Linked DNA regions of Mus musculus: regions 1, 2 and 4 are each linked to region 3. Evidence: chromatin loops called from intact Hi-C (ENCODE). Cell type or tissue: left cerebral cortex. All regions are shown on one strand.

Region 1 (2,500 bases), 360 kb before region 3:
TGTGTATATGTGAGTTTGTCTGTGAGTGTGTATGTGAGATGTATGTGTATATGCATGTGTGTGCACATATATCTGCAGGTGTGTATGCATGTGTGAATGTGTGTACATGTGTGTATCAATGTATGCATATGACTGTGTGATGTATGTATGCATGTGTGTATGTGTATGAGAATGTGGTGTGTATACATGTATGTGTACATGTATGTTTGTGAGTGTGTGCATGTTCGTGAATGTTTGTGCAAGTGTGTGCATATGAGTATATAGTGTGTGTGTGTGTGTAATATTATTTAGGGATGTGGCCTCTGTGATATACAGTGTCTACTTTCTTCATTTTTTAAGTTTTAGCAGAATGGAGCAAAATGACCAGAGCTGAACTTCATTCACAACATTAATGTATGTTTGGCCAAAAGAAAAATTTCAATTTTAGTTCAGCCTAACATTACCAGCAACATCTACTTAATATTTTAACCAAATTAGGAAAAGAACCCTAACACAATATTTGTTCTAGCAAGTATCTCATAAGGGTGCGGAGATGGAGGTCATTAAAAACAAAGGGAAATACGCAGGTTTACTTGGGCTTAGGACAGGTCAAGCAAGAGCTCCGTGTTTTAATAAACACTGGCACACACTTTCCCTCCTCAGATATCATTCCCTTATTTTATTGCTAGTCACCTTTTCTTCCACGTCAGCAAAGCTTTATTTTGTTGAAGAGAGTCACCTTGCCAAAGAAGGCAGATGGGATCACCCATTTGGAGAAAGACCCCCCCAAAGGACATGCCAGTTGGCAAACACTAACACAAAGTATGCACTCCGTAAAAGCAAATATGATTTAACCTGCAATGTAAAGTCCCCTCAATGTATGATTATATGTGCCTTTTTCCTCATTCAGTTCAGTGTAGAACCTTACTAACATTGAGGAGAAAAGCATCTCTTTTCACATACACCATAAATAAATACTTAAAATGATCTAAAGCATTGCAAATTCTTAAGGCAAAATTGCAGTAGTGAATAATAAGGGCTTACATTTACAGTAGGATTATTATGGCCCAAACATTGTGCTCAGCACTTTGCCTGATTTTTTTTTTTTTTTGACAGAGAACATTTGGGACTGAGAGGGCATGGAACTTATTTAAGTTTCCATAGCTAGGAAGAGGCAGATCCAGGAATCCAGTCATCTAAGACTGCCTGGCTCCAAGTCCAGACTATTAAATAGCACATTTCCTCAAATACAAAGTCAACAAATGTCAAGTGACCCTTGTGATGAACAGTGCATCCTGACTAAGTAGAGAGGGTACACTCTCTTTCTAGGCCAAAGAATCTACTTTAATTTGCTTTTCTTAGCAGAGGTCTTTGAAATGGCAGTGTATGGTAGCCACTGTATAGAGACTGTCTGAAAACAGTGTCTAGTCAGCTATGACTCTGCGCTCATTATTTTCCACCCCTGTGGACTTCTGGGGAATTGTGTCTGGAGCCCATCTTACCTCATCTTGTCCTCCAAAGCACCTCCAGACCTATATCTCATGACCAGAATGAGCCAAGATGGGCTGGCTCCCGAGCAAGTGTTCTGAAGACCCAGCTTTGATTTTGTTCTTCAATATGATGCACCACTGCGACAGAGCTCTGGCATGGCCTAGGACAGTGACAGCAGAATGTCTTGCTGTTCCTATATTAAGAATGTGTTCTCAGAAACAGCTGGTGTGTTACAAATGTAGCCGAGTGCCTGCGAAGTGGGATGATTGGAATCCCACTCCTAAGCACGCAGGCTGTCTGTGTTTGAGAGTCAGAAAATGAGATGGCAGGAAGGATTGTAATGGGACCCGAGGAGATGAGGGTAAGACCAGGAGCAGCACTCCATGTATCCACTGGCTTTAGGAAGCCAGTATCTTTTGCCTGATCATGACCATATAGGAATGTGATGGGAAGTAGATTGTATTGTTGATCAGTTCTCAGATCTTTGTTAATGAGGATGCTATGTGGCTGTCTATATGTATGCACTTGGATGGCATATTGCTTTCTATAAGAAATCATTCTTTATTTCTATTAAATTTGTGGTGAGAGTTTTTGTTTGGGTATGATAGTTAGAAAATATCCTAACTCTAAGGTATAAATTGGTTGTAGAGGCCACATGAACTTGTTTATAATTAAAAACAATTTTGAGAATGTCATCTGTGAACAATGTATTTACATGATTCCAACTCTTTCCTCTTTCCAATTCAATGCATCCCATGTGCCTCTCTTCATTTTCAAGGCTTACCTTCTATAATTATTGTTACATTTGTAAGTTTGTATATAGATACACACACACACATATATATGTATATATATATTATATATATATGTATGTATGTATATATTCATTTTGCTCACATATACATGTGGTTTGATCTATCTTGTGTTAGATAACCTATCAAGGGGGCTCATTTCTGGAGAGGGGGGAACTGATCCCCCTCTTTCAGCAGCCATTGATTCCTTGTAGCTTTTCATTTAGGGGTAGGGCCTT
Region 2 (2,500 bases), 76 kb before region 3:
TGAAGACTGTTTTAGGGAGGCCGGATAGGGATTCCAAAGGCTCTGGGAAATAAAAAACAAAACAACAGATTTGCAGGATTGCCAGTCTGAGAGAGTCCATCAAACTTTATGGCTTCAGAACCAAGTTTGTAGCCCAGATGGAGACTTGTGATTGATAACGAGTCACTTTGCATAAAAAACAAGATTGCACATGGCATTGATTCCCCAAGGTAGACAAGGTAGACAGTGTTTCTTTCATTAATTTCAGGGAGTTAGCTGCCTTCAAAATTGTTAATATCTGGTGTGTGTGCGTGTGTGTGTGTGTGTGTGTGTGTGTGTGTGTGTGTGTGTGTGTGTGCAGGTAAGGAAAGAGCACTTGTTCTTGATGAGGACTTGGGCTTGGTTCCAAGCATCTATACAGTAGTTCACAACCATTCATAACTCTAGTTCCAGGGGACCCAATGGCCCCTTCTGACCTCTGTGGGCACCAGGCATCATGTAACAAAACACTCAAACATACACATACACACATACAGATATATTAATATAAATTATATAAGATACATATATGATATAATGTATAATAAGAAATGTGTACTATAAAACATATATAAAAATATAAACTATACATACACACACTGTTTCATTTGGACCAAAATACACTAAGATTTTGTTCTTTTAGGGCTCTTTTGAAGCAGGCAATAAATTTGTAGGACATTAGTTTATTAACCTGGTTACACTTTGTGCTACATAGTGTGTGTGTGTGTGTGTGTGTGTGTGTGTGTGTGTGTGTGTGTGTGTACAAGATTAAAATATATGGGGTGGGGTCTGGATAAAGTGGCTCAGTGAGAAAAGGTTTGCTATGCAAGCCTGAGAATGCATGTTTGGATCCCCAGGACTTGTGTAAAACTGGATGTGATAGTTCATTTCTATAAACCACCCCCAGTGTTCTTATGCAGAGGTGGGAGGCAGAGACCAGAGGATCCCTGGAAATCCAGGCAGCTAGCCTACCTTACACCACAGTTTACAAGACGCCCTGTCTGGAAAAAAGTGGAACACAGAGACCAATGCCTAAAGTGTCTCTAATCTTCACACATGTGCACATGGGGTACGCTATATGTGGGTCCACACTTAACATATATCAACATGTACAAGTTTGCATACATACCCAACATATATGAACATATACAAGTATGCACATACACTCAACATACATGAACATGTACAAGTATGTGCACACACATATGCTTGTATGGTATATTTATACACATACAGGTAGAAAAACTTAAGTGGACTTGAGCAAGCGATGCTCCATGGTAGATTATGAAAAGAATGTTTGAAGATTTCAAGTCTAAGATCTACCAGCACTTAGAAGGCAGAAGAATGTGGAAAAGCAAGAAGGTTCTGGAAGAAAACATACTGCCAGAAAAGCCAACACCATGCAGTGTTTAACTAAGTTCACTGTTACAACTAGGTCACCCTAGACAGTAACACATCCTCTCTTGAATTAATTGCTCAGTAAACAATGTGATGACCAACCCCCTGTAGTGTGCCAGGGCAAGAACAGTTTACCAAAGCCATGCGTTCATTCATCTAGTCATTTCTTTATCACTCTCTCAGAACCTGTTTTTACCATGTGCTCATCTCTCCACATTTTGAACAATGAAAATGGAGACTTACCAAAAAGTAAAAACTTACTTCCTGTCCCAGCTGCCATCGGAGAGCAGCAGCCAGGGCCCTGCACTACCCCATGGCTGTGGGACTCAACAAGGGCCACAAGGTGAGACACAGCCAGTGCCACGGGAGCCTCACCAAGCACACCAAGTTCATGTGGGGCGTGAACCGGGAGATGTGCGGCTTCGCGTCCTACGAGTGGCGAGCCACGGAGTTGCTCAAAGTGTCCAAGAGAAAGAAGAAGAGAAGGCCTAGAGAAAACGGGAGGAGCTAGCAATGTGCTGCTGGCATGAGGAAGGCGGCTGTCAACAAGGATTGATGAACCCTCCCCCAATAAAAGAGCATTCCAAAAAAAAAAAAAAAAGTAAAAACTTAACACCCCAGGACTGATGGTCAATCTATTGCTTATGCATATTCTCTGTCACCAACGCTACTCCTGCTTCTCTGTGGGAATGACAATTTAGTCATTTGAAAAGTTTAGTTATAACTGTCTTCTTAGGACCCAAGTAATAAGTGTATATCATAAATGCTGGGGTACATGAAAGTGTGATGAGTCGTTTTCATCAGCATCCCAATCCACAGCTGAGGGCGGCTTAGCTTACTGTAGTCTCGTAATGGAGAACCAAAGGTACCAAGACTTACCGTGACATAAGAAGAGTGGTTTCCGTTTTAATAGAGGTTACGCAGGCTTGTCCCATGGGAAGTTTAGTGACTGAGTCCTGAGCACGGAGTCCTACCTTAGAGGCATATTGATGATGAATTAATTCTCTTGAGTTGTATAAGGGAGCTGTAGAGAAGAGGGCTCTGGTGTCAGGCAGAGCCTTGTGAGCCTGAAAGACAGGAGACA
Region 3 (2,500 bases):
CCGCCTCTTCCCCGCGGGCCTCAGGTGGAATGCTCTAACCACAGCTCCCGGGTGGCGATAAAAGAAACAAAGTTTCAACCGAACCTCGCCGTTCTAATAATAACAGTAATAATTACTACTTCGAGGGGGCAAGGAGAAGAAATCCCAACATGTCACAGCCTTGACCCTGGGCAGGTTGACAGTGATGCGCTGCCAACTCAGGGTTGCAACACACTCTCCGCCAGGTTGCATCCCCCCCCCCCTCCTATCCCCTAAAAAGCAGAGGTGGGGAGGGCTAGTGGCAAGAGGAGAGGGGGATTTGGGAACTCCGGGCCGGGGGGCGGAGGGGTTGGGAGGCGGGGGACTGGAAACGCGACAGTTCACCCCGAGCCATCCTCCCCGTTAGAGTTGGAAGGGAACAGGAAAGGAGGGAAGGAGGGTGAGGAGCCCGGGCTGGCGGCAGGGCGCCAACCAACACGGCTGCTATTCGCCTCCCGGGGACTTGTTTAAAGGGCTCCGGCTGCGGGGACGAGAGCAGATCTTGGCGGTAGTAGTCTGGGATGGCGCACTGAGCGGGCGGCGGCCACTACCACAGGGTTGGTGCCTTGGGGCTCCGAGGTGTCACCTCCACTCCCGGGGTTCCCTAGGGCAGGGAAGGGAATGTTGATTGGTGACAGGCCTTTAGGTGAAAGGGTTGGCCCCGGGGGCTATGGCCGTGGCGCCGCGGACCCTCTTGTCTGGTACCTAGAGGCAGCGCGGGCTAGGATGTTGAAGTTCGGGGTGTCCAGCCCGGGTCTCATTACAGAGGGTGGAAGGAAGCCCCAAGGAAAGAGGTCCGAGGTGTCCACTAGGCTCTGTTAGCCTCCCCTCCCCTCTCTGGGTTTGTTTTCTTTTGCTTGGTGTCTTTCCTTGGCAAGCGCCGAGGAAGCTGCAGACGCGGGGCGCCTGGGATGGTCTGAGTGTCAGGGGCGCACAGGGACCCGGGAGAGCCACGGCGGCTGAGGGCTGGGGAGGCCATGATCCGGATAATCCTCTCTGCCTGACTGTCACAACAGGACCCGCACGCACCCGGGCAGCGGCCGCGGCGTTCGCCCGGGAAGGGGAAGGGCTGCAGTGGGGAGGAAACAGGGGGTGGCGAAGGAGGGAGGCGGGGAGAGCCGGTGGGAGCCTCCTCCTAGCGATGACACTCACCCCTTCCTTCTTGCTCCCTGCTTTCGAGTTTGCTTTATTCCCATCCCAACATAGTTCACCCCTTCCCTTGCCTCCTCCTCCTCCCCCATCGCTGGGCTGCCTCCCCTCCCATTGGCGTTGCAAAACAGGGCCACGCCATCTGCATAGGTGTCGCGATGTACTTCCCCAAATCACCGGTCCAGCGCGCCAGCCCCTGGGCGCCCTCCAGCCACCAAGCGCACACCAGCACAGTGCCCCCCGGTGCCCCGCACCAGGCCGCGCAGCCTGGACGCAGTGACACCGCTCCGGGCGGGGCGCAGCGCTGAGGACTCTAGGGGACACCCGCGCTCCGGCCCGGGCGCTCACGCTGGTTTCCGGTACCTGCAGGAGATCGCCGGGTGCGGGTGTCTGCATTCACCCCTGCGGCCTGGATTACATTATTATTTTTTTATACCGGTTGCTATTCGCTGCGGATAGTGGTGAGCGCCGGGCTGGTAGGGCTGCCTGGGGGATGGGGGCGGAGGGAAGTTGGACACCAATCAACCCGGAAAAAAAAAGTTTGGCAGTGCTGCAAGTCGGATGGAGGGGCTGGAGGGGGCGGCGGGCTGGCGTGAGTGTGCAGTGCGCTAGGGACCAGTGAGTGGCGAGCTGCGCGGGCTGCGTCTCTAGCCGGAGCACTCCCGGGAGCCGGACGCAGAGCCGGCTGGGTCTGGCGGCGGGAGGCGGTGGCGGTGCGTGCGGCGGCGAGGGCGAGTGCGTGGCGCGCGCGAGCGGCGGAGAATCAGGAAGTCACCGCGGCGAAGCGCACAGACGTGTTTGATCGCCGTGACATGACGCGCGCGAGGGAGGAAGAGGAGGTGGCGGGGGCCGGGCCGCGGGCGCCGGCCTAAGCCGCGCTGTGCACACCGCTCCCTCGCAGCCCCGGGCGGCGCCAGCTCGAGAGCCCTGGCCGTTCAGCGTCGCCCAGGTAAGGAGCCGGCTCCTCCCGCTGTCGCCGCCGCCGCCCGCTGAGCTTTCTAGGTCTTTCTCTGCCGACCCCCCTCCCATCTTTGGCTCGCCTTCCGTGCAAAGTCAGGCAGGCAATCGATTGCAGGGAAAACTTTCCAGCGGGAGGCACTGCGCGGGGGAGATGGAGGCCTCGCGGGTGGCTGGCGTGGTCAGTTCTTTCTGCTCCAGGTCCGGAGAGAGTGAGTCGCTGTGCCCTGCGGCTGTTGCACGTTCAAACTTCGGGCCTAAATGTGCTTCCAACTCTCGCAGGATTTACTCCACGAAGAAAATAAACACCCCAAGCGGTCCACTCTCTCGCGGGGGCCCTTGGGGGTGTTTAAAGCGAAGGAGGATGGTGTAGGAG
Region 4 (2,500 bases), 350 kb before region 3:
AGGTGTTAAAGTAAAAGTAATATAACTGCTCTTCATCAGAATATTGGACACCTCGACTTTCAGAAAAATAAGAGAAATACAGAAGAGACATGTTGGAGCTTTGGTAACTGCTAAAGTAGGGACAAAGCAAATGCCAATGGAATATCTCCATATTTTCAATTAGCAATAACCGTGCCTCGGATAAACCTCATTGACTACGATACTGCCACTGCGCAAAGCTCTCCATATTTTCAAATACATCACCAGTCAACTACTACACTTAATTGAAGCTATTCTTGATTGAATTTAAATAATAATTTATTCTGTAACCACTGGATATCATTGCTGCTGATTTACTTAACCCCTACAGAGATAATACATGCTTGCCATTAGGGTACTGCACGTTATATTCTCCTTTTGGAAGCTGGGATATAGAAATGTTCATTTAATTTCATTCTCTTGAAAGTTTTAAATGTGCTAGATATAGAGGACTGAGGTTGTAGTCCCAGAGCATTAATTATAAACTCAAAGCTCTTTGTATGAATGACTTCATTAACCCCCCTCATTAAAAGAGCCTGATGTGGTTTCATTATTGTCATGGTACCATGGGCTTTAGTCCTGTCTGTGGAACTAAGTCTTACAAGTTATCCACTATACATTGCAGTCACTCTACCATGTTACCTCTTCTTCCATCACTTCTGATACTTACAATCTAAGTCCTGGACTTTCTTTCTGGTCTGTGTAAAGTCAGAGATCCAAAGCAGCCCAGGCAAGGAAAACTGAGAAAGCCAGGGGTAAGTGGTCCATGGCTGAGCACTGACCAGTGAGCATCCTGGTCTCTTTTCACTTTCAGACAAGAAAGACCACAGAGACAGTGACACGCACAGTGAAGCTAAGCTTATTTAAACTTCAGATCTACTACTATAGAGTACATCTCTGGATATGTCCAGTGTTTCTTACCCCACACAGATCTACAGTCTCCCATCTCTCTTTAAGGATGCAGGATGGATACAGTCATTTTAGAGGGATGCTTACATAGAAAATGAATGAAATACAATGGAAGCATACTTTCATGAAAGCAAGCCATCAGTTAAGCATCTTGGACATTCACATGACTATCACCCTCAACAACAGGGTACACACAGCCCTGAGATCAGTAAGTTACCTGTGCAATTCCTAACACCAAATCTCTTGCTAGTTTTGATTTTTTTCATTGTAAGTGACACACCTTTGTATTTTATTAGCATGATCTGCTCTTGATTAAAACTTTTCAATACTTTTTGTGATATAGGATCAATATATCATAAAAGCATCATTAAAACATCCCTCTCTTACTGGTTATGAATTGCCTTGTTGGTGATGTAACTACATCTCCCAGAACCCTTTGAGAGACTGAGCCTTAAGATCTGGGCATGTTTCACAGCAGAAAGATGAACACAGCCTAGTTTGGCTCCCTCTGCACAGAAAAGGCACATGGTAGAATAAGAAAAGCAGACATGGTGGGTGTGTCGTAGGTGGGCCTGTCAATGGTGAGTTCCACTGTTAAATGCTAGAAACCGAATTTAACTTCTCTAGGCCCCTTTGCATCTACAAAATAAAATCTGCCTTGCCTAGCTCACAGGATTAATACAAAGGGAAAATAAGACAATACACATGAAATTATTTTGAAGAGAAAATTTGGTTTTCTAGAAGGCAGAATCTTAGGTGGACTTTAGCATGCAGGATGCTCTATGTAGTGTGTCTTTGGGATGTGCATCTGAAAGAAACGAGAAAGGAAAATAATGTCAGGAGAAATTCAGTAGTTATACAACCCACTGAAAACTTCAGCCAGGGTCACAAGAAAATCCAGCGCTACCATGGTCTGCCAAGATGGTCTCAACTTCTGTTGAAACAGCAAACTATGTAACATTGTCACCTGATGTTCACTGGACATCAGATATCTGAGGAGTGGCCTGAGCTTGGGGCAGGTGACCCTCTGCAGCTGAGGAGACAGTGAAGGTTTTCATCTGATAGCATTCACAGCATCTTGGGTAAAATGTCTTTCCCAGAGAGAAAACTTTAATTATAAAGTTACATACATATAAATGATAAATTACAGGGTCTAAAACAGCATGCCCTTATTCTTCCTTACTGTACACTCAAGGAGAAAAACCTTCAGGATTCCTTGATGTCACATTTCTTTTTCGTGAAGGAAACTTACAGGGTGAAGAAAAATGAGAAAACATGATAGCCCACGCTGCTGGAACTGGTCTCAGAACCATTATGCATGTCAGAGCCTGCAGCCTCCTATAGCAGCACCTCTGCTCGCATGGGTGGCTGACCCAGATCCTCAGGCATCGTTTATTGTGAAACTTTATCCCATGACACTTGATTATGCATTTTCTTTCAGCACAAGGCAGTGGAGTACCAAAAGGCACCCAGATAGATCTCATGGTAGTTAAATATAGTCTTATCCTTCCCTGTTGTATAAATGCAACCGTTGAAGGATGGCCAGTTCCCCCTGACAATATAACAACCCTAC

The links. Hi-C counts contacts between places; a loop is a spot of excess contacts. Peaks named below come from ENCODE experiments on the same cell type or tissue, not always from the same donor. Only the 100,000 strongest peaks of a DNase experiment are listed, where the experiment ranks them.
Region 1: it touches region 3 in a loop (4-fold over the local background); 3 of 42 quality-filtered maps call a loop at or near these places.
Region 2: it touches region 3 in a loop (5-fold over the local background); 2 of 42 quality-filtered maps call a loop at or near these places.
Region 4: it touches region 3 in a loop (2.1-fold over the local background); 3 of 42 quality-filtered maps call a loop at or near these places.

Annotation. Positions count from the first base shown.
Region 1 is chr19:26,248,268-26,250,767 of GRCm38, forward strand. No RefSeq gene overlaps it. Among named protein-coding and RNA genes, the nearest start is that of 1700048O14Rik, 200 kb to the left of the region's middle. In left cerebral cortex, no CTCF peak of the experiment used is centred here; DNase peaks (open chromatin) are centred at 1,149 and 1,697; H3K27ac peaks cover 370 bases.
Region 2 is chr19:26,529,036-26,531,535 of GRCm38, forward strand. It overlaps Gm52395 (a long non-coding RNA gene), which reads right to left. Exons shown (of 7, transcript XR_003952911.1): 5 at 2,296-2,483. Among named protein-coding and RNA genes, the nearest start is that of Gm34808, 22 kb to the left of the region's middle. In left cerebral cortex, no CTCF peak of the experiment used is centred here; a DNase peak (open chromatin) is centred at 977.
Region 3 is chr19:26,605,428-26,607,927 of GRCm38, forward strand. All of the region lies in intron 1 of Smarca2 (SWI/SNF related, matrix associated, actin dependent regulator of chromatin, subfamily a, member 2), which reads left to right. Gm52395 (a long non-coding RNA gene) reads right to left here and starts at 1,083. Exons shown (of 7, transcript XR_003952911.1): 1 at 724-1,083; 2 at 1-622. In left cerebral cortex, a CTCF peak has its summit at 1,414 (motif pointing left); DNase peaks (open chromatin) are centred at 541, 1,244 and 1,784; H3K4me3 peaks cover 2,500 bases; H3K27ac peaks cover 2,500 bases.
Region 4 is chr19:26,260,274-26,262,773 of GRCm38, forward strand. It overlaps the pseudogene Gm25176. Among named protein-coding and RNA genes, the nearest start is that of 1700048O14Rik, 220 kb to the left of the region's middle. In left cerebral cortex, no CTCF peak of the experiment used is centred here; DNase peaks (open chromatin) are centred at 1,458 and 2,298; H3K27ac peaks cover 1,350 bases.